3 separate regions of the Mus musculus genome follow, and regions 2 and 3 are each linked to region 1. The links are chromatin loops, found by intact Hi-C in ENCODE. Cell type or tissue: left cerebral cortex. All regions are shown on one strand.

Region 1 (8,000 bases):
GACGGGCACGCTCCAGAGGGCCTGCACAGAACGGGTGTCTTTTCCGTATCGGAATCTCTCCTCACTCACATTTACTGCTCACTGCATGAAGGGGAAGAAGAGGCTGTGAGACAAGGAGGGTGAGCAGGGGGGAATGGGCTGTATGGGAGTCCATTAGAGCCAAGAGGGCTTTGGAGTAGTTCAAGAAAGCTTTTCTAAGAGTACAAAGGATTTCTCAGGCAAGAAAACAGCACTTCCTAAGGTCTCCATACAGACCCACAGACCCAGGAAATGGGTGCAGACAGGACACCACCACACAGAAAGGCTATGCATCTCCCACTGTCAGTCAGTGAGTCTGTTAACAGGGAGACTAAAGGCCAGCCAACAAGGCAAGACAGAAGAAGCCAGCAATGGACAGTAATGTGTCTGGAAAGCACAGGAAGGAGGGCTCCACAAGCTTGGTCCTGGGAACTGCTCACTAGTCTGACTTGATGGTTTAACTGTTCCAGAGGAGCACAAGCACAACCTGTGTGTCTGTGGCTCACAGTTTGCGGCTCACAGTTTGCAACCATATCATAGTGTGTTGTCACAGAGAGAAGGCAGGAATGTACCCTCAGAGCTTCCTCTGCCCAGGAAGTCAGGCTGGTCTGAGCATCAGTTCCCACTGGAATTGGTAGGAGAGGTTGTGGTGTAGAGGCCCTGGAATCCAAGGACTGTCTTCCAGACTCGCTGCAGCTTGCTCTGTTTATGTTCCTTGTATAGAGTGGGGAGTTGGGGGCTGCTGGGCCTCACACTCTGCTGGGGACAAGCTGCTCACTGGGGCCACTCTGCTTCCTCCTTTTCTTTCCAGCATGAGGCCAGGAAGCAAGGCAGTCTCCCAGCAGCCCCAGAGGAGACTCCATCCTGTCCCCTCTCCCCCTCCCTCCCTACCTTCCTGGGACAGGAATAACAGGCCCTCTGGCCACAGGGAAGAAAGGGCTAGCAGGCAGTGGTGCAGCCCAAGGAAGCACTATGGGTAGAATTTGACCTTGGGCTCCTGCCAAGGACAAAGCTGACAAGGATTTGGGGGCTGATGCCTCAGACCATGGAGCAGGCAGGCGTTCTCTATGACAATCTAGAAGCCAATCTTTCCCTTTTAAATCTAGCATGTGGATGGGCCCCGGCTAGTGTGCTCAGGGTGGGGGTTGGGCACTTCTGACTTTACCTTTGCAACCTCTGGCTCAGAGTCTAGGGAAAAGGGGAAGCTATCTGGGCCTGAGCATCATAACCTAACAATGGGCCCATGTTCCCAAGGTATCCACAGAGCTCCAGGGCCCTGCACAATGGGCTCCTTTTCTATATCTGCATCACACAGCCCTGTGAGGAAGACATTCTTCCCACTCTGCTGAGAAAGGCGGTTCTGCTTCCCTCTCTTGGGAGTTGGAGAGGGAAACTGGGTGAGTGATTTCACCCAGCACCTCTTCAGGTCTTGGTTTCCTTGGCTGTATGCCAGGACTGACAGCTCATAGCGATTATGAGCAGGGGATTCTCAGAGAGGTTCCCTAGCCTGCTGTGGGATACACAGGTCCCCCTGGCCTGGGGCCCACTTTTCCATGGGTTGTGCTCTGATTTCCTCTCTGCAGTGGGAAGGTCAGCTGCCTGGGACTGAGGATAGGCAGGCACCTGTCCTCTTTCCTGTCAAGATAAGCACCAGGAGAGAGGCTCAAAACAGTCCTCAGGCTGGTTTATATTCTATTCAGTTCTGGGTTGTGAGCAACACCCTCCCCCCTTCTCCTCCTTTCTTGAGCTGAGGATGGGAAGGACCCTCCTAAGGTGGAGGCAGCCAGTGGAGAGAGGAAGCGCAATGCAGTTAGGCTGCCTGCACATAAGTCCCCAACCTGAGGACTTTGCAGCCTTTGGGGAGGAACACCTTCCCCACCATAGGAAACAGCAGGAAAGCCAGAAGGCTATAGTCCCCCAGAGCAGTCTTGCCTCTTCAGGCAGCAGTTTTGTTGTGCCTGACTCCTCCGGTTGCAATGGAAACAATTAGGGCAGAAATAGGAGGGGACCAGCATACTTAGGTGGGCAGGATCCAGGCAGCCAGCACCAGGGTCCAGACTTGCAGTTTGGGGCATAAGCAGAGAAAAGGGCCCCCAGGCCCATTTGCAGGCCAAGGATTATCTTGGCCTTGGGGCCAGGCCACGAGTAACAGTGACAAGCATCCCTTAGGGTCACTCTCCCATATTAGAGCCCTGGGCTAAGCTCAGGGATGACCTCTCAAGCCTTATCAGTCCTTGGAGTAGGGACCCTACTTACTCCGTGCACAGAGCTGAGACCCACACTCATACAGCCAAGCCTAGGAGCCTACTCTCAACAACAGAATCAGCATTAGCTCTGGACCTTCACACCTTGGAAGCTGTCTTACTACCTGCTAGGCAGCTACTGCTTAGAGGCTCCCAGGCAGCAAAGCCTCTCGATCTGGTGAATCAGCTGCTGTCATCAGCTGCTCAGGTGCTTGTTGCCTGTGTCCCTGTCACCGGGCTGTCACAGCATAGTCCACTTGTTCTCCCCAGGTGGGTGCCTGCCCTTAGAGGTCTACCTGAATAAGTGGCTTCCTGTCCACTCCTACTTTGTCCTCATGGTCAGACAACTGCCCCTACCCCTTTTGTCCTGTTGTGGCTCATAATTTGCAGGCCTGAAGCCAGGGGAGGCACAGTATGTCATGGGAAGGCCCAGAACCTTGATTAGTGTACCTCCCCAAGCCACAACACACTAAGCCACCCATGCCACCCATGATAACTATGGTCAAATGTTCTGGTCCGTGTTACAGTCAAAGCCAGCTGCAGGCAGACAAACTGATGGGCTGTGTAGGAAGATGTGGGAGGGGAACCCTTGATGGTCTCACTGGGCTGAACAGAGCAAAGGGCAGCTTCAGCTAATCACAAGTGGTCTGTCCATCTTCAGTACTAATCAGGCCTCACTGATCTGATGGGAGGTCACATGAGGCAGACCTTAGTGAGCATGCACCACTGGCAGGAGTTAAGGGCCAAAGGGTAAGAAGAACATGCCTCATGGGGTGTGTGTCTGTCTTCAGAGACCCAGATCCATGTGTACATGAGTGGACAACCAGCCCCAGGGGCAAGGTCAAGTGGCTAGGATGGAAGAACCCAGAGAACAGGAAGTTTGGCCACTTAGAATTAGGTGAGAGGAGAGGGGCTAGCCTAAGCCTTGAAGGGCAAGATGATGGGTTGTTGGTTCTAAGAGAAGCTTAACATTTACAAAACCAATAAAGAAGCACTGTGGTGGTACATACATAGTCTCAGCACTCGAGACACTACAGCAGGAGGATTGACAGCTTGGAGCCAGCCTGGGCTATATGGTGAGACTCTGTCTCAAAAATAAGTAAGCAAGCAAGTAATTAATAATTAGAAAGTTAAACAAATCCAAACAAGGCTCCTGAGGCAGTGCCACCACCCACATGGCCTCTGGAGGACCTGTCCGCTGCGTGGCCCCCACCTTTGGGCTCCGGGCCGCTGGAGTTAAAGTGCATCCTCTTCTGGCATTCCGTGCAGCTCATGAGGAACCGAGTCACAGCCTCTCTGGGGAGGAAGGCGTAGGTCTCCGCGATCTGCCAGAAAACAGTTTGCACATCATGTGCCATCTTGAAGGCAACTTAGTCGCCAACAACATTGAGGGGCCAATGGCCTCTCTTCCTTTCTGTAAAATGAGCCACTTGTTTTTAAAACTTGAATAAAGGGGATTAAAAAATGAAAATTAAAAGCATTTAAACATGATCTAGTTTTAAACCTCTAATAAACAATATTCTTATCAGAACATTTTATGGCTGCCACTAAAAGGTGAGCTTGTGAACACTGCTCTAGAATACAACAACCTCTCCTCTTAGAGATGTATAAGCTAAGACCCACTTGTAAATTCACTGGCCTAGTAGCAAAGTCCAGTGTTCCACCACTGATGTCCTGGGCTAACCCACAGGCCAAGGACCTTTTTAGGCAGAGCTATAGAACGCTGGTTCAGGGCATCCAACTTTCCACATGTTCCTCCTGTAACTAAGGATTCTGTTGAGGCCCATGGCTCTTGAGAGGTAAGACTGCAGGTCACAGCACCCCACACTGAGGGAGGAGAGCTGGCAGGAGACAGGGAAGTAGAGATGGAATGGAAAGGATATGAAAAGGCTGGGTAGGAAGCAGGGAAGGGTGGGTGTGAGCCTGCAACGCTAGTAAGGGGGTCAGCATTACTCTAGGTTTTGGGAAGCTCTGATTCTGGTTTGGCTGTCCAAGGGGTCCAAAGTGTCCTATTTATGCCGCCTTTCCTCTGCCAGAGGCAGCCTGACAGCTGATTTTCCCGTGCTCTGCCTAGAAGCCAGTTCTCCCACTCCTCTCCACTAAGGGGCAGTATCACCCAAGCGTTCCCACCCTTAGCACAGCCCAGTGGAAAAGTTGACTGAGGGCTTTAGGGCCTCTCTGGACTCTACTGGGCCCTGCTCCTCCCATGGCCAGTACACAGTCTGCTTCTACAGGGACTAGAGACAGGATTCATGGACACCCTCAATCTCAGCTGGTAGAGGCAGCCCTCTAAGGAACAGCCTTCAAGGCTCCAGCCCAGCCACTGGCCTGCTTCACGTCCTAGAGAATTCTACTGCTGCCAGCTGCAAACTAGAGTTAATTTTGGTGGCACAGTTGTTACTTCTCAGCTGACTTGATGCTCTGCAGAGCAGGCAGTCTCTTTGATGAGTTATCTCCCTTCTAAATTCCCTGTCTGATTGCCTTGCTCTGGAGGTCAAGGACAAGGGCGAACCCTGTGTCTCTGGCTGGGAGAGCCACGGTGGAGGAAGAAGACCAGGTTGGCCCACGTTAGAGATGAGCACTAGAGCGTGGAGGGCTTTCTGCTAGGTAAGCATGCATCTTCATCCTAGCCTAGAGCTCTAGGAGTCCTTTCAGAGGATGCCAAGTTGGGAATAGTGAGTCTGTTGCAGGCAGAGCCAGAGCTGGGGCTGACTGGCCAAATGATGGGGTCCCAGACTCCCCTGAGATATTATATTTATTATATAAAGTTGGGCCTCAGAAGAGCTGAGTGGTTATGGGGATGAGAGATGCAGTCGGCTAAAAGGAAAGTGAGGTTCATGCCAGAGGAATAAGGTTGCTTCCTCACCTGCACTGGAAAGGCACAGACTCAAGAACAGCTCCTGGTCAGGCTGCTCTGCTGAGGGCTGCACACAGGGTGAGCATAGCTATCTTGGCTTCCTGGCCTTCAGAGCGCACAGGAGTCTGTCTCCAGGGTGCAATGGTGACCACAAGATCTGATCTTGGTTTGGTCCCCAGCAGTGGGCCAGGGAGATATATCTTCTGGCTCTGAGTCTCATAGGAGAATGGGAGAGGTAAAAAGTCCTTGGAGCTGTCAGAGGGTGGGGCAGTGTCAGAGGAAGCTGGGAGTTAGTTCTGTACTACATAGGAACCCATATGGACAGCACACCCTCCCTCTTATATTTTCCACAGAATCTTTTGGTTCAACCTTTGGTTGGTCAGGACTAGAAATGGAACCTCTATTTCTGTGTGTGTACTTGGATGCCACAGGCCCATGGAACACGGGACACACACACACATAGACACACAAAGACACACATAGACACACACACACAATAAGACCAGAAAGGCAATCCTCACACGCTCACAAGATGCTCATATCAGGAGGATGGTGGCTTTCAGATGTTTCAGACCCTGTTCTAGAAATAGATGCATGTGTACAAAACAGAGTAAGTGGACTGCCCTCATGTTCCAGGAGGAGGTGCTTCAGGCTCCCTCCCTGTCCCAGGCAGGACCCTTCCCTCAGCTGTCCTGCACTGCCTGCTGTGCTGCTGCTCTCAGTCTCCTGAAACCATGTATGGATTTCCCTTTTCTATTTTTCCTAGTGTTAAAAACTGAGAGATTTCATAGGCAGGGAGAACAGAAGCTATTTGCAGAGTAGCTGACTTGCAAGGCCTGGTTTTCACTCCCCAACTCAGAAGCCAACAGGGGCTGAAAAGAGGGGCAGGGTGTGGGGGGATTTGTACCACTTTACAAGATCCTCCTTCTGCCCTGTGCTGGATTAGCACGTGGTGGGCCTGGAGCAGCTGCTGACCACATCTGGCCCCAACTCCAAAGTGGCCCGGGTGGCCAGATCCAGGCTCTGCAAGCTGAGCTGGCCGCTAGCATCCCTGGAGGGGAGGAAGAGGTAAAAGGGTTCTTCCAACCTAGATTGGCTGAGATGGGGGAAAGCCCTGGGGGGTGGGGAGTGGGGGCTCAGGGAACTGGGAGCAGCCTGGAACTTGACCAGTGAGACTCCTAGGATCTTTGGATACTCAAGTCTCCCTGATGGAGAGGCTATGGCAGGGTTCCCTGCTCAAAAAGCCACTCCTTCTGTATCACCTGATGGAAATGCCTTCTGCCCGGACTCTAAAAACTACAGGCTTTAAAAGCACATAACCGGGGCTGGTGAGATGGCTCAGTGGGTAAGAGCACCCGACTGCTCTTCCAAAGGTCCAGAGTTCAAATCCCAGCAACCACATGGTGGCTCACAACCATCCGTAACAAGATCTGACTCCCTCTTCTGGTGTGTCTGAAGACAGCTACAGTGTACTTACATATAATAATAAATAAAAAACCTTTAAAAAAAAAAAAAAAAAAAAAAGCACATAACCTTTCCTCTCTAATTCTTTGCTGAACAGTTGCTGGAAAGATCCTCTTCCCTAATGAAGAACTGGCCTCCTTTAGTGCCCCAAACAAGGCTACCCACTTCCCTACTGTCTCCCAACCTCAAAGGCACTTCAGGCCTGTAAGAATTCGAAAGTCCCTGTACCTTATAGACGAAAAGCAGACCCAGGATTCAGGTTTGGCTAAATACATGGTGACAGATCCAAAACCCACTCATCCGAGGGCTTGATGAAAGCCTGCAGTGCCGGGCTGTGCCTCTCTACAGCCATGCACAGGGTTTGCTTAGGGGCTTTTTCTAAAGGGGGGCTCATGTCTACCGAGCAAGGCTGAGGAGCTAGGCAGGGCAGAGGGAAGTGAAAGCAGATGAAACGGGGAGCACACAGCATCCAGCTACCATCTCTGCCCCAGAAACAGGAAGACAGTAGCCAGGAAAGGTGGCAGATGGGAGAGAGGGATGGGTGAGGAGGTATGGAGGGAAAGTGGAAACACCAGCTCCTTGTCCTCCAATTGCTGCAGGAGGGCCCTAGCCTGCTGAGCTCAGCCTTGGCCCTGTGCTGAAATTCCAGCTGTGTATGCAGCCCAGCCCGCTCCATGCCAGTCATGTGCCAGCTCCAGGCTGGGCAGGGCAATGGGGCACATGGCAGCATATGCACCAGAATCCAGAAAGTGCAAAGGCCTAGCTGTCTGCTTGGTCCAGGAGCACAAGAGCTGTCAAAACCAGCCCCACTCAGCTTCAGCCTCTAGTTCCTAAAGGCCACAGACCCCATTGAGGAGTACCTGTGGACAAGGCTTGCTGCTTGGCACAGAGGAGCCAGGGAAGTAACCAGATTCAGACGGCCAAGCCTACATGCCTGACAACAGCCAGTGGCTGGCTTGGCAGTTTGCCTCAGGAGACCTGTAGCAAGGAAGGATGGGTGCTGGTCAGCTACCTGGCTCTGAACTCCAGCTGAGCGACTTTAGACAGCTGTGGTTCTCACCTTAAAGTGGGGCTCATATGTCCCTGCTTTATGGCTGTAGCTTTTACATGGCTCAGACTTAGGAGGTGAAATTGGAAAGGGCTAATGGTAGAGCCGGGCACACATGGAAGTTCAGCACCACGGCAGGTTCAGCGATAAGCAAATGCAGTCTTCTCAATCCCAAGGAGACCCTAGTCCCAGACGGATGGTTCTCCCTTTTGTAGCCTCACTTAGAAAGACCCTCAGCCTGGCTTCCTTCCTCACAGGCACATACACTGACTAGCAGGAGGAATGGGAAGACAGGGTGGCCATGCTGTGCCCCTCAGCCTCTTTCCTCACTGCTCGGAGGCTCCCGGCAGAGGGAGAGGCAGATCCTAAA
Region 2 (8,000 bases), 86 kb after region 1:
TACAGCTTCCACAAGAGGGAAGAAGGAAGGCTGGACCTCCTACAATAGGATGGGTAAGGTGATTTGGTGGTCTCAAGGCCCCTCCCCTCACAGGCGAAACAAAAACAAAAACAGAAAAACAAACAGAGCCAATCCTGCTAAAGGCAGTGGCAGCGTGGTGCCTCTTTGAGAGGACCTGGGTGACTGAGCCATAAACATCGTTCCTAAGGGAGCTCCAGCAACCACAGCGTGTAGCACTCCTGGAGAGGGTTGGCATTGTTGGTAGTTAGATTTGGTGTCCTGGGTCTGTGGCTAGCAGCTGAAGAGAGGGACATGCACGGGCCCAGTTGAGCCCTAAGTACTGGAAGTCTGGGCACACCCGCCCGCCCCCATACCTGCTATCACCGTCCCACCTGGCAAGGGGAATGGTGCTTCCCCTGAGACTCCCCTGGGCTGTGCCAGCCTCCTGGTGCTGACAAAGCCTCCTCCCCTGCCCCCAGAGACGAATGAGCCTGTGAGAGTGCCAACAGAGGGAGCTGGGGGCTGTGCCTAGGGCTCATGCCACCCGCCCCGACCTTCCCAAGGCGCCCATGTCTCCCCCTGCCCCTTGGCCGCGGCTGGGGCGCCAGCCCCGTTGCTATGGCTGCCGCTCTGAGGAAGCTGCAGCTGGGTAATTATTGCGAACATCCATCCTGCCTCCTGCCCGCCCCAGAGCTGGGTAGCTAGCTGGTGGCCAAGGCTAGGACAGCCCCTCCTGGGCTCCCCACTGGCCACACCCAGCTAGCCTGGCTAGGTGCCCACTGAAGAGGAAAGGAGGGAAGACAAGCCGACAGAACAGGAACCGACCGAAGGAGCCCCCAAACTCCTGCCCTCAGCCTAGCCCAGCCTCAGAGCTGACCAACCAGACTGGCTCTTATTTTTCCAGCTGCATATGAAGCCAGCCTGAAAGCCTCCAGGGGCGAAGGGAAGCTGTCCCTGCCTTTCCTGGGTAGGGGAGCCTGTGGGAGTGTAATGACTCTGGCCTCTCACACAGCGACTGTCCCACTGCACGAGGAGTCCCCTGGGGCCCCACTGCAGGGCTCTGCCACCTCCTCCGCCCCAGAAGCTCGCCCTGGCCCTGGTGTCTAAATATAGCTCAGTCTGGCTGTGCTTGAAGTCACACAGACTCCTAACTGCCCTGGGTGGCCATGTGGAGGGTAGTGAGGGATATCCATTCAGCTACCCCAGACCCATCTCAGGAGCGCAGAGGGCGCCAGGCACCCAGCTGGGCTTGGTGCACATGGGAAGCTGGGGGGTGGGGGCTCTTGCCTTTCACACAATCCCCTCCAGTCCTGCACAGATATGATTAAGAAATTCCCTCTTAAAGAGAAGGGGAGGTCTCCTCACCCAGTCTGGGGACAGCAGGAAAGGGGGAGGGGGAGCAGTGCCGCAGAAGGCTTGCCAGAAGCAAAAGGACAGGTCAGAGTAGAGGGAAGGACAGAATGGCCTAAGGGAAGAGACCCTGGGATGGTTTCCTGTGATAAGAGCGTGGGGTGTACCACAGCGGCACAAGGCTCTGGGACAGTAGCTGGGACAGAAGGCTGCAGAGCACAAGGACACTGCTTTTCTTCCCCTTGGCCTCACTGTGCTCTGCACCGCTGACCTTGGAGGGTGCTTGGCAGAGGAGGTGTGCCCGGATCCTAGTATCTAGGAGTTCCTGAGACAGGAGCAGTCCCAGGGGAAGTAGGGCAGGTGGCAGGGCAGGGTAGTGGGTCATAGAGAAAGAAGAAGAAGAAGAAGAAGAAGAAGAAGAAGAAGAAGAAGAAGAAGAAGAAGAAGAAGAAGAGGAGGAGGAGGAGGAGGAGGAGGAGGAGGAGGAGGAGGAGGAGGAGGAGGAGGAAGAGGAGGAGGAGGAGGAGGAGGAAACAGGACGTAGGGGCGAGAGGCTGCGTGCCCTCCCATCCCCCTCCGCGGTCACAATGCCACCTAGTTTTGTGTCAACTTGACCCAAGCTAGAGTCGTTTGGGAAGAGGGAACCTCAGTGGAGGAAATGCTGCCACCAGATCGCCTTGTGGGACATTTTCTTGAAGATGATTGTGCGAGGGAGCCTGCTTTATTGTGAGTAGTGCTACACCCAGGCAGGTGGCCCTGGGTTAAAAGAAAGCAGGCTGAGTGAGCCTGAGGAGTAAGCCATTAAGCAGCACTCCTCCGTGGCTTCTGCTCCAGTCCTGGCCTCCAGTTTCCACCCTAACTTCCTGCCCTGACTTCCCTCAATGATGGACTATAATCTGTGAGGCAACACAAACCCTCTCCTCCGCACGTTGCTTCTAGTCATGTGTTTCACAGCAAAACAAAAACCCTAACTAAGACAGTCCAGGGCCCCTCAGGGGGACATCTGCTGAAGGAGAGCTCAGGCTGGTGCACAGACAAACCTAGGGCAACTGTCCATTCAGTGGCGAAAATGGCTAGGGCCCCAGTCTTTGTCATAGGGGCATCTCAGTTTTGATGTTCTTTAGGTGTCTGTCACACTTGCAGTCACAGCAATCAATCTCCCCCAATGACTTTCCCATTCCACAGCTCAGGCTGCCTTCCACTAGCTGGACACTGGGACAGAAGGAGGGAAGTGTCACTCCCAGACTGGGAAACTGAGGCTTGTTGAGGTGAAGAGATTTATCCAGAAGAGGAGAGAGGAGAGGGATGGGCGTCAAGCGCCCATCACTGGGGTAGCAAAAGAGGAGAACATAAAACTCAAAACTCAGGCTGGAGAGATGGCTCAGTGGTTAAGAGCACTGACTGCTCTTCCAAAGGTTCTGAGTTCAAATCCCAGCAACCACATGGTGGCTCACAACCATCCGTAATGAGATCTGATGCCCTCTTCTGGAGTGTCTGAAGACAGCTACAGTGTACTTACAAATAATAAATAAAATAAGTCTTTAAAAAAACCAAAAAACTCAAAACTCAAAATCGGGCCCCACACCCTTTAGCACTATGCCAACTGGGAATACAAGCCAGAGGGCAGGCACGGAGGAAACAGACAAGGCCCTTGGGAATTGTCAAGTCAGATCGCCAGTTCTTCTATCTTATAGATCAGAAGCTAAGGCTATGGCCAGCCCTAGACCCAAAGCAGGCTGCTGTTTCTCAGCTTCTGGATAGCAGACACTGGGTGGTGGAGTCCTGCTGACCCTGGCTAAGGTCAGCTAGCCATCTAGTATAAGGTCTATTGAGTGTGCGCAGGAAGAGCGGGTACCAGTGCAGGAGAACCCTGAGCTGACTGCAGCTACAGAGACCTGGAGCTTGAGTTACGGCCACCTGAGTGAAGCAGGGCATACCACAAGTCAGCACCAGTCATTTGTAGGGTTCGCATTCATCCAGGTGTCAATGAGGCTGAGCGTCAGGCAGCAAAATAGAAGAGGTGGGCAGAACAGGCACCAAAGAGTATCTGGCACCTGGTGTGGTGGTACACATCTTTAATCCTAGCCCTCTAAAGCAGACTCGGGGATCTTTCTGAGTTGAGGATAGCCTGGTCTACATAGTGGTCAGTTCTAGGACAGCTGGCCTACATGGTGAGACCCTGTCTCCAAAAAGCTGATGGAAGCTGGGGGTGATGATGCATGCTTTTAATTCCAGCATTCGAGGCCAGCCTAGTCTACACAGAAAATTCCAGGTATGCAGGACTGCACAAAGAAACCCTGACCTGCCCCCCCCCCCGGCCACTCCAAAATAATGGTATGTGGTGTGGTGTAGGGGGGTGTAGCTGGAGAAATTGCTCAGTGTTTGAAAGTACTTGCTGTTCAGAGGACCCAGATTCAGTTCCTAAGCACCCATACACATTAGGTAGCTCACAACCATCTGTAACTCCAGTTCCAAGGGATCTGGGCATGTATAAGTGTCTTACCTGTTTGCATGTGCTTCAGACACATACACATACCCAAGAAGCAAGTAACTAAATCCATTAATAAGCTACTTTAAAGATTTATTTGTTTATTTTATATATATGAATACACCATTGCTCTCTTCAGACACACCAGAAGAGGGCATTAGATCCCATTACAGATGCTCGTGAGCCACCATGTGGCTGCTGGGAATTGAACTCAGGACCGCTGGAAGAACAGTCAGTGCTCTTAACCACTGAGCCATTTCTTCAGCCCCATAAACTAATTTAAAAAGAGTGCCTGGGGCTGAAAAGATGGCTCAATAATCAAGAGCACTTGCGCTATTCTTGCAGAGGATCTGGGTTCCGTTCACAAGCACCCACTTACCAGCTAACAACTGAGATTAATTCCAGTTCCAAGGCATCTCACTCCCTCTTCTGGCCTCCATGGGCATTGCATGCCATGCATGCAGGTAAGACACTCATACACATAAAATAAACATAAATGAAATTAAAAAAACAAAACAAACAAACAAAAAACCCAGGGCCTGACATGCACTAAGGCCTTTAGACACACTAGCCAGAATGTTCCCACTACACAATTCTGGGGACAGAACTTGAATGTCACGCATGCTGAAACACCCACTCTATCACTAAGATAGCCTCAGCCCTAAGTTCCTTTATGGCTGTCTCTTATGGCTGTACTATTGTTTCTACATAGATACTGGGAAGCTGAGGCTCAATGCCTTAGTTTCTTTTCTGCTGCTGAGAGAAAACTCCCTGACAGGAAGTGTCTGTGGAAGGAAGGATTTATTGTAGCTCACTATTCGGAGGTAGGATCCATCACAGCAGGAAAGTCAAGGTGTCGGGAACTAACAGCTAACAAATCCCGTCCACGGTCCAAAGTGGAGAGGAAAGAAAGCACGTTTATGCTCATCTCTTCCCACGCTCATCTCATTTTCCACGCTCTTACCCCGTTCAGAACCCAAACCTAAAGGATGCTTTCTACTTTCAGGATGGGTCCTCTTTCATTAGTTAACCGGGATAGGGCCCTTCTGAAGCAGACATTCCCACTGGCCGGCCTGATCTAGACAATCCCTTATTAGACTCTCTTGCAGAGGAGGATAGATTGTGTTGAGTTGATAAAAACTAGCCTTTTTAATGTAACAGTGACCACTTTTAATCCCAGGAGGCAGAGGCAGGGAGATCTCCCGGAGGTTGAGACAGCCTGGGCTACATAGTGAAACTCTGTTTCAAAACAAAAACAAACAAGAAAGAAACAAACCAACCAACTAGTGAATGCCACAGCCTACCACTGACCTCTGTTCTCCACTGACCTCTGCTCTCTCGCACCCATAGCCTGTCACCATCACACCCAAGGCCCCCAGTGATCTTGCCTTTCTCCTCCCAGCCTGGAATCCCAGGCTCTTGTTCTCTGTCCAGCCCAGACTGTCTCAGGCATAGCTCCTGCAGCCTCAGCTGTCTCTGTCCACTGTCCACTAGCCAGGAGCACACTGGAGCCATGGGGACTCACTAGTCTTGGTCTTGAGTCCATGGAGCCCCAGTATAGTATCTTTGCCACTGACTGGATGGAAGTCAGTGTCCATGTCTTTAGTGATAACAGCTGAATTAGTGCTAGAGCTGCTCTTGCTGACCATAGATGACAGTAAGGATAGGCTCAGCCTTGAGCTACCCTGCGGTGCAGGCCTGGCCTCTAGTCATCCAGCTGTGCCACCACACAGAGACGTGGGCTTGGCTTCCACCATCAGGTGGTGACCACTAGCAAGACAGCTTTTGGGCAGGCTGTTCTTGCCAGTTGGAAGGACTGGAGCTGGTGATGTTCTACCACCTATTCTTATAGGGGGGGCTTTTCAGAGCCAAGTAGATATTCCTAGCACACATGAGAGTGCTTGTGGCCATAGGCCCTGTGGCTGTGGCTGTTTGGCTCTAAATCTTGTGAAGTTTGGTGGGAGCCAAGCCTGGTGTAGATATCACTGTGTGGCAACAGAGCAGAATGTCACACTGTGCCAGCCAGGGTTGGTTCATAGCCGAGCCTCTTGTTCACACTGCCCCACAAGCTCATGCCACTCCTCATTGTGAACAGTGTGGCACCAGCCCTGGGCATGAACTGGCCAGCCCTGAGAGGTCCTTTGGCCTCCTTTGCTTTCTAGGTCCCAAGCTCTCCCTTCTTTGCGCCCCCCTCCTTGCCATCTCAGCCTTTGTGGGAATTCAGGTACCCAGGACACTGAAACACTGAAGACTCCTAGCGGGGCAAGCCATCCCCAGCTCCATTCTTTGTGAAGGAACCCCAAACAAATGCCATTTACTTGAAGAGATGTGAAGTAGAGGGTTTCTTCCCTTTGCCCCTGAAATCTTCCCGGGTGGAGGTCTGAACTCCTTACCAACCAGGGATGCAAGCCAAGATGACTGGCAGGTTACCTGACCTTTGAAGGTCGAGCCAGGGGGAGCGGTGAGATGGGTCATGGGCTAAAAGAACTGACTGCTCATCCAGAAGACCCAGGTTTGATCTCAGCACCCACTTGATAGCTCACAGCCATCTGTAACTCCAGTTCCAGGGGATCTAGAACCCTCTCTGACTTCTCGGCACACATGGGATGTGCCTATGTACATGCAGGCAAAACGCCCACGCACATACAAAATAAAATTACAAAAACATTTTTAAAATCAACCCAGACCCAGGAATAGTGACTTTTAAATTCCAGATCTAGAGACAGAGGCAAACAGATCACTGAGAATTTGAGGCTAGCCTGGTCTACATAGTGAGTCCCTGGCCAGCCAAAGCTACAAAGTGAGAACCTACCTCAAACAAACAGACAAACAAACAACGAAAAGTCAACCCAGGGCCCTGAGGTGGCTCAGCAGGTAAAGTTGCTTGCAACCAAGCCTGACAACCTGAGCTTAGTCCTCAAGACCCACACAGTAGGAGAGGATCAACTCCTACAAGTTGTCCTCTGACCCCCACCTACATGCACACACACACATATGTATGTATGTATGTATGTATGTATATATGTATGTATATGTATGTGTGTGTGTATATTTATACACACATATACATATATACTGGTCCATGTCTTGTAGTCCAAGTTATTAGGAAAGCTGAGGCAGGAGAACCACTCGATTCGAGGAGTGGATGGGATAGGGTGGATGTCAGATTTCATAGAGGGCAATTTGTTTTGAGTACCTATGCATTTCAAGAAGCCAGAGGTTTAGTGAGCCTGTCCTTGAGAAACTCCTTCAGCTTGCAGGGAGACTGCCAGGTTGCTTGCAGAAGCTAAACAGCGGGGATGAAAGAACTGTTCGCTGACCACAGACAGACTGGACAGCCTTGGGGGTGCAGCACAGTGGTAGAGCCCTTGCCCAGGGTAAACAGAGGCCTGGGTTCTGTCCCCAGCATTACAAGGCTATGCACAGAAGAATGAAGGACCAGCTGATGTTATGGAGTTGGACACAGGCTCTGTATAGTGACAGGCACCTACCAGCTACTTGGGAAGCTGAGGCAGGAGGATTACTTGAGCCTAGGAATCTGAGACCAGCCTGAACTGCAACATCCAAGACACTTGCCTCAAAGGAAGAGGAGGGGGAGAAAGAGGAGGAGGAGGACAAGGAGAAAGAAGAGGACTCCTCAGCTACTGCAAAGGAGGTAGCTGCGTATGTAATGACACACAAAAAAAATGTCCATGAGGTGTTCAGTGAAAACTAAGGCATCTTTCATCTAGTATGGACGCTAGAGTTTCCATGAGAAGTAGACCTAAACAGATGTGTACTTAATACCAGGACTTGGACTTGGCCAGGCATAGCACTGAGGGCTGTGTTCCCACCACAGGAAAATGTTTTCGTGTCTCACCAACTAACAAGTTTGAGGGAACAGAGCTCAGAAAATTGGGTGAAGTTGATTCTCTTTATCAGCTGTGTTTTATTAATGTTTGAGATTTTTACAATGAGAATCCTTTCCTGAAATATATACGAGGCCCCAAAACTTTGAAAGCAAAGAGCCTGGCCCTCCTCACTGGGAGCTTGAGGCAGGACGAGGTCTGATAAGACCTGGGGGACAGCGTCTTTATGAGCCAGGCAGGCTTGAGTGTCTCAGGCTTTACTAGTAGGATCCTCTTCCTCAATCAGCTGTGGCTTCCGCTCCCCAAAGCCAGAG
Region 3 (8,000 bases), 47 kb after region 1:
GAGTGGAGGTGGGAGCCAGTAGTAAGCTGATGCCCCTCCAGGCTGGTCAGGGCTGGGGACGGGGAAGGAGGCACAGATGTGGTGGTGTGTGAGTTGCTGAAGACAGTACCAGGAGTTTTCAAATGAGACAAAGATAAGATGAAGAAGAAAAGGGTAAGGAGACAAAGATAAGATGAAGAGAAAAAACAAAAAGAAAAAAAAAACCACCACCAACAACAAAATCAAAACTAAACAAAACAAAAAAAACCCTTCCTAGATGTAATGTGGCTCAGAAAGACAGGGTACAGGAGCCAGATGTGACAGAGGGGCTGAGCAACAGGGGAGGAGAGGAGGGGGCACGACTTGGCTTTCACAACCAGATTTTTGCTCAGCTCTGGATTCTGCAGGACCACCAGTGGATTCCCTCTGTGCTGCCTCACTTTTCCTATCTGCATCAGAGGAGCCCCAGGTCCCCGGGGTTGGCCAAGAGAAGAGAAGACTGAGAGGTTGGTGACCTTGTCCTCCAGAGCCAAGCAGCTTCCCTCCAGCCTCCCAACCCCCTGAGGCTGCCCAGGCCAGGCCTGCAGCTGCAGCTGATCAGGACCAAGAGAAGGGGAAAGGGGAGGAGGGAGGGAGGGAGGGAGGGAGGATGGCATCTGCCTCCCTAGGCTGGGCCAGCAGGTGGAAGGGCTGATGGAGGTCTGGAAGCCTCAGAATGGCCCTCGGGCAAGGGCTCTGTAAGCCTGGGGTGGGCGGAGGCTGAGGACACTCTGCAGCTACCCTCCCACAGCTCAGACAGAGCCAGACAGAGCTCTGGCGCCTGAGCCCTGCTTGGGGGTTGGGGGGTGGGGGCGGGGACCCAGGAAGGGCTTCTGACCTCTCTAGTCCCAGGTTTCAGGGGGCACATTAATTAATTGGCACATGGTAGGGGCTTGGGTGACTGGGAGATCTTCTCAGACCCTGGCCTAATAGCTTAGTATGTGGTGGGTGGGGCACTCAACAGGACCTACCAGGTTGTGGTAAATCTCCCACATGGGAGCCTCCATCTTCCTTGCACCGAAGAGGGATACAAAGGAAGGGGCTTCACTCAGTTCCCGCCACGTTTGCCAGACTCCCGATGGCACAGCACAGAGATGCCTCCAACACAATCTCAAGGACCAAACCCTGGCAGCTGCCTACTGAGTGCCAGGGATGGGACGAGGCTGGATCTCCACCTCCACAGTCCTTTTGAGCATCCGTGACAGCTTTCATCACTGTCTCCATTTTCCAGATGAGAAGAGTAAGGCTCAGAGAGCTGAGGCAGAAGCTCACTTTCCCTACCACTTGCTGCCTGCCGCAGGCTCCATGTGCCTTGGGACGTGAACTTCACACCAGTCCCACAGGTGAGGATGGAACAGGGACGCAGCCCCTTGGCCCTGTGGCTGCAAAGCCTATGCCCCAGTCTCACCCAGTATCTAAGTGCGGTACTTACTCTAACAAGCCAGTGGCCACAACAGGCTGCAGCCTCGCTTCCTCCCACCCCTCTGCCTCCTTTGGCGCTCAGGGGCCAGGCCTGGTTTTCACACTAGCAGGGTGACCTTGAGCACATTCCTCAACCACCGTCCTCAAGGACAGCCGCCGCTTTCCCAGGTTGTCCAGGTCCTGTATCCTTTGCCTGATTTCCAGACAAGGAAACTGAGGATTGAAGACCCAGGCAGGGCACCTGGGAACCTGTAGGTACCACCGAGATCCTGTCCATGGGATCTAATCTACTCACGTCTAGTTCCTATTCACACCCTGTCCCAGAAGCCTCCATTCTGCCCTAGGAATTGGACTTTGAACCTGGGGGTGGGAGGGGGCTGTTAAGGCCTTATCCTCCAGTCACTCTCTTTTACTTCGAGTCAACTGGCCAACAGGGACACACCAGAGTCAGGATGGCCACTTGGGCTAGCCTGGCTATAATCACACACACACACACACACCACGAGCAGCATACCACCAGCCAGCCAGGGCTTTCCATCAGAACCTCACACACAGTCACACCATGGTCTGCCAGCGCAGCACCCCAGGTGCTCCCACATCTGCCAACACAGACGATCACAGCCGAAGACATCATAAGCATACTGCCTCCCTCCACCTGCATGCACCCGTACCCCGGCATACACACACACACTCCCGCCAGCATCCTCAGCCAACACGCTGATAGGCATACCCACGGAGCTGACGTGTGTATGTACACTGCGCACATATGTTCTAGCCCATGGTCCCACACTCATGTACAGTGTCATCAGTGGTATAATCTCTAAGATAAGAGCTGCCTCATTGAAGCCAAGGCTTGTCTGAAGCCGGCACCTTTTGTGCCCGAAAAGCCCTAGCCACAGGTCTCCACACTCCAACTGCTTCCAACCCACCCACCAGTGGCTCCCAGGAGCAGTTTCAAGGTCTGGCTTTCTGGACAGGAAGGTAGTGCCTCAGGTCACAAAGGAGAGGGCAGACTACTTAGTGGAGGAAGAAGAGTACACATTGTCCCCACCACAGAGGAGCAACCCAGAGCCAGAGAAGAAACCTCAGAAAGTCATGGCCTGGCACTCAGCATCCAAATGGCACTTAGCTCAAAAATGCCTCCCCTAGGTTCTAGGACCCTGTTACCCAAATTATGGATGCTTAATTAATAAAAAGGCTTCCTTCTGCCACTCCTGAGAAATCTAAATGGGGCCTGTACCAGACACCACTGTCAACTCTGTCCCCAAAGTCCCCGGAGACCCAGGGTAACAGAGACCTTTCTCCCCCAAGCTTTTCCCATTGTGTCCAGGAAAGCCCCAGACATCTTACATGGCACCAATCTACAGTACCAGACATCTTGACCAGAGGTATTCTTCTAAACAAATTCAGACTAAAATGTAAGGGCCTATCATGAAAGGCTTAGACATTTAAATTAAGTTAGGTAGCAGTATTCCTCAGAGTCAGAACAGAAATGTATATGTGTTAGTACCCAGTCCCAAGGCCCACCCACTCACTAGTATGGCCTAGGGAAATTTCCTAAGTTCCCTAAGCTTCAGTTTACGTCTCTGTCAGGTGATGATAATAGCAGTGTTGGCCTCTAAGCTGCTGTGAGATTTCCACAAGCTGAGGCAGCATCTCACTCAACACAGTGACAAGCACACAGTAGGCCTACTGAGAAACAGGTGCCACACGGGCTCTGGCCTTTAACCCCAGCACTAGACAGACATAATCAGACAGATCTCTGCAAGTTTGAAACCAACCTAGTCTATACAGAGTTCCAGTCTAGCCAGGGGCTACACAGTGAGACCATGTCTAAAAGAGGAAAAAAAAAAAGGAGGAGGAGGAGAAGGAAGAAGGAGGTAGGAGAGAGGGAGAGAGGGAAAGGGGGACGGGGAAGGGGGAGAGAGGGGGGCTAGGATGAAAAGGAAAGAACACTGAGGGAGGTAGGTATCCCACTGAAGGTCAAAGCCTGTTGTTACTCAGTGGAAGCCTGTTACAGTGTTACACTACAGCATTAGAGGCCCTTTCCCGCCCAGGCCAGTGGCCGCAGGTGCCAAAGGTTTACACAAAAGCTCTGGGGAGGAAGACTTCAGACTGTGAAAATGCTTTCCACTAAATGAACGTCATCTGCAAACTGGGAAAAGACCACCATTAGTCAATTTGGCCAGCGCAACACCTGGGGTCCAGCTCGCAGAAGCCTGGTGTTGACAGTGAAGTTGGGCAATCACCGAGGGGACCCTGGAGGAATAGGGCACTCATGGTGGGATCCAGAGCATGTGCTGGGCCCAGGAGAGGCCATGGTGGAACTCAGAGACCTGTGCCCCCGATCCTAACACTCCACCAATGGAGCTGCCTCTCCCTAGGGGCTTCAGCTTGTGTACTGGAAGTTGATGCTCTTGGGCTGAGACAATTTCTCTCCAAAGAACCTTGGGGCTCTCTTGACCTGGGAATTGGCAGCTGGCTCAGGGTCCTACCCCAGCCTAATCTGTGACCCTCCCAGGTCCCAAGGCCAGTCCCACTCAGAGGCCAGGTGAAAAGAAGAGGAGCGGGTCATGTGGCTGGAACAAAATCCGAGGGTCTTCCCTCCAAGGGGTTCACTTCCCCTGCTTTTGCCACCAATGTGGTCAAAGCCAGCCAAACACAAGAAAGAGTACCGCCTAACCAGGCTTTGCCCAGCCAGAGGCCCTGGCTAGCTCTTATCATAGAAAGATCTTATCCCCATGAGCACCAGTGAGGGACTCCGCCCTCTCTCAGTCTTCTGCCTGCACCTTCCACTTCCTGTGACAACCTGCACACTGAGACCAGCCTGCCTCCCCCAAGCTAGGCGGCCCTCCCGCGCCAAGCCCCACCCCCAAGTGGGCCCCAGCTGCAGGAGGCCCTGCTGAGTGTAATTCCCTGCGCCCTCCTCTCTGCCCTGGCCCGTCCGGACAGATTAAGCCTTTGTCACACACACACACCCAGAAAAGCTCAGGGCCAGATGGGACAGGACAAGTGTCAGATCATAGACCCGAAGCCCGAAGCTAGCCTGGAAGCTGGGAACCAGCCCTGACCACAGCTTCTCCTAGAACTGTAGGGGGAGGGGAGGGGACCTGAGGAGGTTAAGAAGGCACACAGGATGGTGACTCCTTGACTACGAAGCCATACTTGGGCTTATCTCTGGCTCCCCAATTCCCTGACATTTCCTGCCAGCCTTCCCTCTCTACATCACTTAGTTAGCTGTACCTGTCTTTCCCGCTAGTCAGGTGTCCCAGGAGAAGTTGCTCACCCACCCCAAACGCCCAGTGTAAACCTCAAAAGCCTGGGGACTACCCCCAAGGCCTGGAGACTCGGAATAAATGTCACAGACAAAGGTTTATGGCCCAATGACCTTCACAAAAACCTACAGAAGACAAAACTACAAAATCTCCACTGACACCAGAAGCAAGGGCAACTTCAACTCCATGTGCATGTCCGCACATGTGTGTGTGTGTGTGTGTGTGTGTGTGTGTGTGTGTGTGTGAGTAAAGGCTGAGAGATGACCTTTACATCTTTCAAAAAAGGTCCCATTCAGTCCCTCCTCGGAAGAGGCCGCGGCTGCCTCAGAATTCCCAGCAGGGTCTGCTTCTTAGACCAGCTAAAAGGAAAATGGACATGGAAAAATTATAACGGCACCCGAGGAAGAGACCTGGTGATGGGGCGGCAACGCTCTAGGCATCTCCAGTGGCTGGCTCTGGCTGGCTAGGCAAGTGGCAGGTAACTAACAGGTTCTCTGGGGACAGGCAGGCTAGGCAAGCCGGCATGGGGAACTGGAGGAACAGGCTGTCACAGGAGGGCATGCCTGTTGTGTTTGTCATCCCTCTGGCAGCCTGGGCAGGGAGGCCTGGGTCCCCGGTTCTCTGCCTCCCAGGCAGGTGGTCCCCTAGGGGAAGGTTTATTATTGGTCTTGGGGCCAGGGTGGAGGCTTGTCAGGTCCCTGCTGTAAAAGGCAAGCAAGGTAGACCGAGTGGGCTTCGGGAAAGATCTGAAGCTGCTAGCTAGCTCACCCAGGACCTGAGCCCAGGCCTAGCACCAGCTTCCGCAAGTGGATGGGAAGGGGTGTTCTGGCATTGGCAGCTGTGTGGAATAAAGGGATGGACAAACCATCTCATGATTCCCACACCCTAAGGAAGTGGGTGACCCACAGAAAGACAGCAAGCCAGGTGTGGGAGTTCCCCTGAACCCCAATAGTGGGTGGACTGGGGATCCTGCCTCAGTCTGAAAAGGAGTTGGGGAAAGACTCTAAGCTGCTGGGAAAGGTAGCCAGGAGAAAGATGAGGTGGGGACTGACCTGGAGAAGCCCTGAAGGCTTAAGGCAGGGATCTAGCTAACAGTCTGGTGGGTGGCTGCCCTAGGAAGAGCCACCTTGATTGGGGATGGGGGGGTGGACGGTCCTCGTGATGGGACGAACCAAGTGGAAGTCGCAAACTGGCAGGTGGGAAGGGGTGACAGCTCACCTGTCCTTAAGGGCAAATGGACAGTGATTTGGATGGGGGAGGATCCTTGATACATCGGAGCAGGGGACAATGACCCAGACTCCCTGGGTTTGAAGACGAGTGTCCATTTATTTGGGGTTCCGTAACCCACGCTGTAGGGACTCGGCCCACCCTCCCGCTCCGGGAAGCCGGCGGGCGCGCCCCTCGGCCCTGCCCCCTGTTACCCGGCCGGCCGGAGGCGGCAGCGGCGCAGATGGGCTGCTGGCGGCCGCAGCGGCAGCGGCGCGGTTATCAGCGCTCCTCGCAGATGGGCCGCCAGCCCTCTGCGCTCGCGGCTCCCACTCCCCGCGGCCTGCAGCCCCGTCCCCTGGGCGCGGGGGGGTGGGGGGAGGCGCCTCGGGCTCCACTCTGCCTCCTGCCTCCCTCCCTCGCGGTCCCCTCACCCCGCGGGCCCGGCCCGGGCGGCCGCCGGAGGGGGAGGGGACAAGTGCACTTTTCGTAACGACCGAATCAATTGTGTGTGAAGAGCCCGCTCCGGCCGGGGACAGGGCTGAGCGCGGGGCGGGCGCGCCGGACGGGGGAGGAGCGCGGAGGGGGGAGCGGGGGAACAGGGAGGAGGGAGGCCGGCGCGGGGCGGCCGGGCTCTAGTGCTCCGGCCGGGCGAGGCCAGGGAGGGGCGGCGGGGAGGAGAGCTAGGCTGGCCCGACCGGGCCGGGGACCGAACACACTACCCGAAGGTCTGGGCAACGGAAAGTTCAAAGCTCAGCAGCGCCCCGAGAGCAGCCGCCCCCCCCCAGCCCCCACCCTCTGCAGAACAATGAGGTCCCGGAGGGGGGAGCCGCGGGGCCCAAGCCTCACGCCCTCTCGGGGCGCCCCGAACCGAAGGGGATGCCCCCGCCCGGCCACTGGCCACCAGCCTCCTTTCCCGGGGCTGCGGTTACCCGCCCCCCTCCCCAGCGCCAACCGGGCCAGCCTGAGAGACGGGGGAGGGGAGGGGATGAATAGGTCATGCCGCCCCCGTCCCAGGGTGGGGGGAGCGCGGGGCCCGGGGGGCGGCGGGGACGCCCCACCCACCCTTGGGAGGCTGCTCCTGCGCCAGGCTGCGGCTCTGGCTGCCCCTCCCCGGGCCAGTGCCGGGTGGGGTCGGGGCGACAGTGCCAGGGCTAGCCCCCTCCCCTAGTGCGGGGAGGCCCAGTGGACTCCCCGTCCCGCCGCTGCCCCTGCCTCCCCACCCCCGCAGCACCACCCTACACACACACACATAGATACACGCGCGCGCGCACACACACACACACACACACACGCACACACACACCGCCCAGCCGGCCCGGGGGCGGGAGCGCGAGGCGCCCGGGACAGGCGGCCTCCGGGCGGGAGGGGGGGAGGCTGGAGCTCCGTAGCAGCCGCCTGCTGGCTGGGGGGAAAGGGGGAGGGGAGGGGACGAGAGGACAGAACACGCTGGGGTGAGCAGCCCGGGACAGCCCGCCCGTCACGGCCATGGCCCGATCAGCGGCGCAGAGGGGGCAGGGACGCCCCAAACCCCGAGCGCTGCCCGGGCGGGCCAGGGAGGGCTAGTGAGCAGGGACACGCACGCCCCGGGTGGGCTAGACACACGGACAACCCCAGAAACACACCATTCGGACACACATCCACACCCCCACCCCGCCCCCGCCCTCCCCAATCCCGGCCACGGGACTAGCCCGCGGCCGCCGCGCGCGCACTCACCGAGCCCGTCTTGACCGGCACATACACCACTTGGCCCATCTTGGGTTCCCGGCCGCTGCCCAGGCGGAAGCCCTTGGAGCGCACCCAGAACTGGAACTTGCCTTTCTCGCCCGCCGCCGGGCCGCTGCCCGCGCCGGTCCCGCCGCCACCCTGCAGGACCTCGGCGATCCGCTGGTATTTGCTGCGTGTCACTGTCTTGGTTTTAGCCGAGTCGCCGTAGGTGCGCAGGCACCAGTCCCGGAACTGGCGGCCCAGCTCCGAGTCCCCGGGGCTGCGCTCGCGCTCCCAGCCCCCGCGCAGCAGCAGCGTCGGCTTCGGCATCCTCCCGCCGCGCCCGGCGCCCTCGGGGGCGGGCCGGCCACC

What was found. Peaks named below come from ENCODE experiments on the same cell type or tissue, not always from the same donor. Only the 100,000 strongest peaks of a DNase experiment are listed, where the experiment ranks them.
Region 2: a loop joins it to region 1, with 2.7 times the contacts of the local background. A loop is called at or near these places in 5 of 42 quality-filtered maps.
Region 3: it touches region 1 in a loop (2.4-fold over the local background); 5 of 42 quality-filtered maps call a loop at or near these places.

What each region holds. Positions count from the first base shown.
Region 1 is chr2:153,474,397-153,482,396 of GRCm38, forward strand. Nol4l (nucleolar protein 4-like) reads right to left here. Exons shown (of 11, transcript NM_001134300.2): 3 at 3,475-3,586. Among named protein-coding and RNA genes, the nearest start is that of Nol4l, 52 kb to the right of the region's middle. In left cerebral cortex, a CTCF peak has its summit at 4,358; DNase peaks (open chromatin) are centred at 1,432, 4,376, 4,636, 5,804 and 2 more places; H3K27ac peaks cover 3,364 bases.
Region 2 is chr2:153,560,275-153,568,274 of GRCm38, forward strand. No RefSeq gene overlaps it. Among named protein-coding and RNA genes, the nearest start is that of Nol4l, 34 kb to the left of the region's middle. In left cerebral cortex, a CTCF peak has its summit at 4,274 (motif pointing left); DNase peaks (open chromatin) are centred at 797 and 1,011; H3K4me3 peaks cover 663 bases; H3K27ac peaks cover 420 bases.
Region 3 is chr2:153,521,805-153,529,804 of GRCm38, forward strand. Nol4l (nucleolar protein 4-like) reads right to left here. Exons shown (of 11, transcript NM_001134300.2): 1 at 7,638-8,000. The coding sequence starts at 7,958. Among named protein-coding and RNA genes, the nearest start is that of Nol4l, 4.2 kb to the right of the region's middle. In left cerebral cortex, no CTCF peak of the experiment used is centred here; DNase peaks (open chromatin) are centred at 1,256, 2,057, 4,367, 4,607 and 5 more places; H3K4me3 peaks cover 2,301 bases; H3K27ac peaks cover 2,713 bases.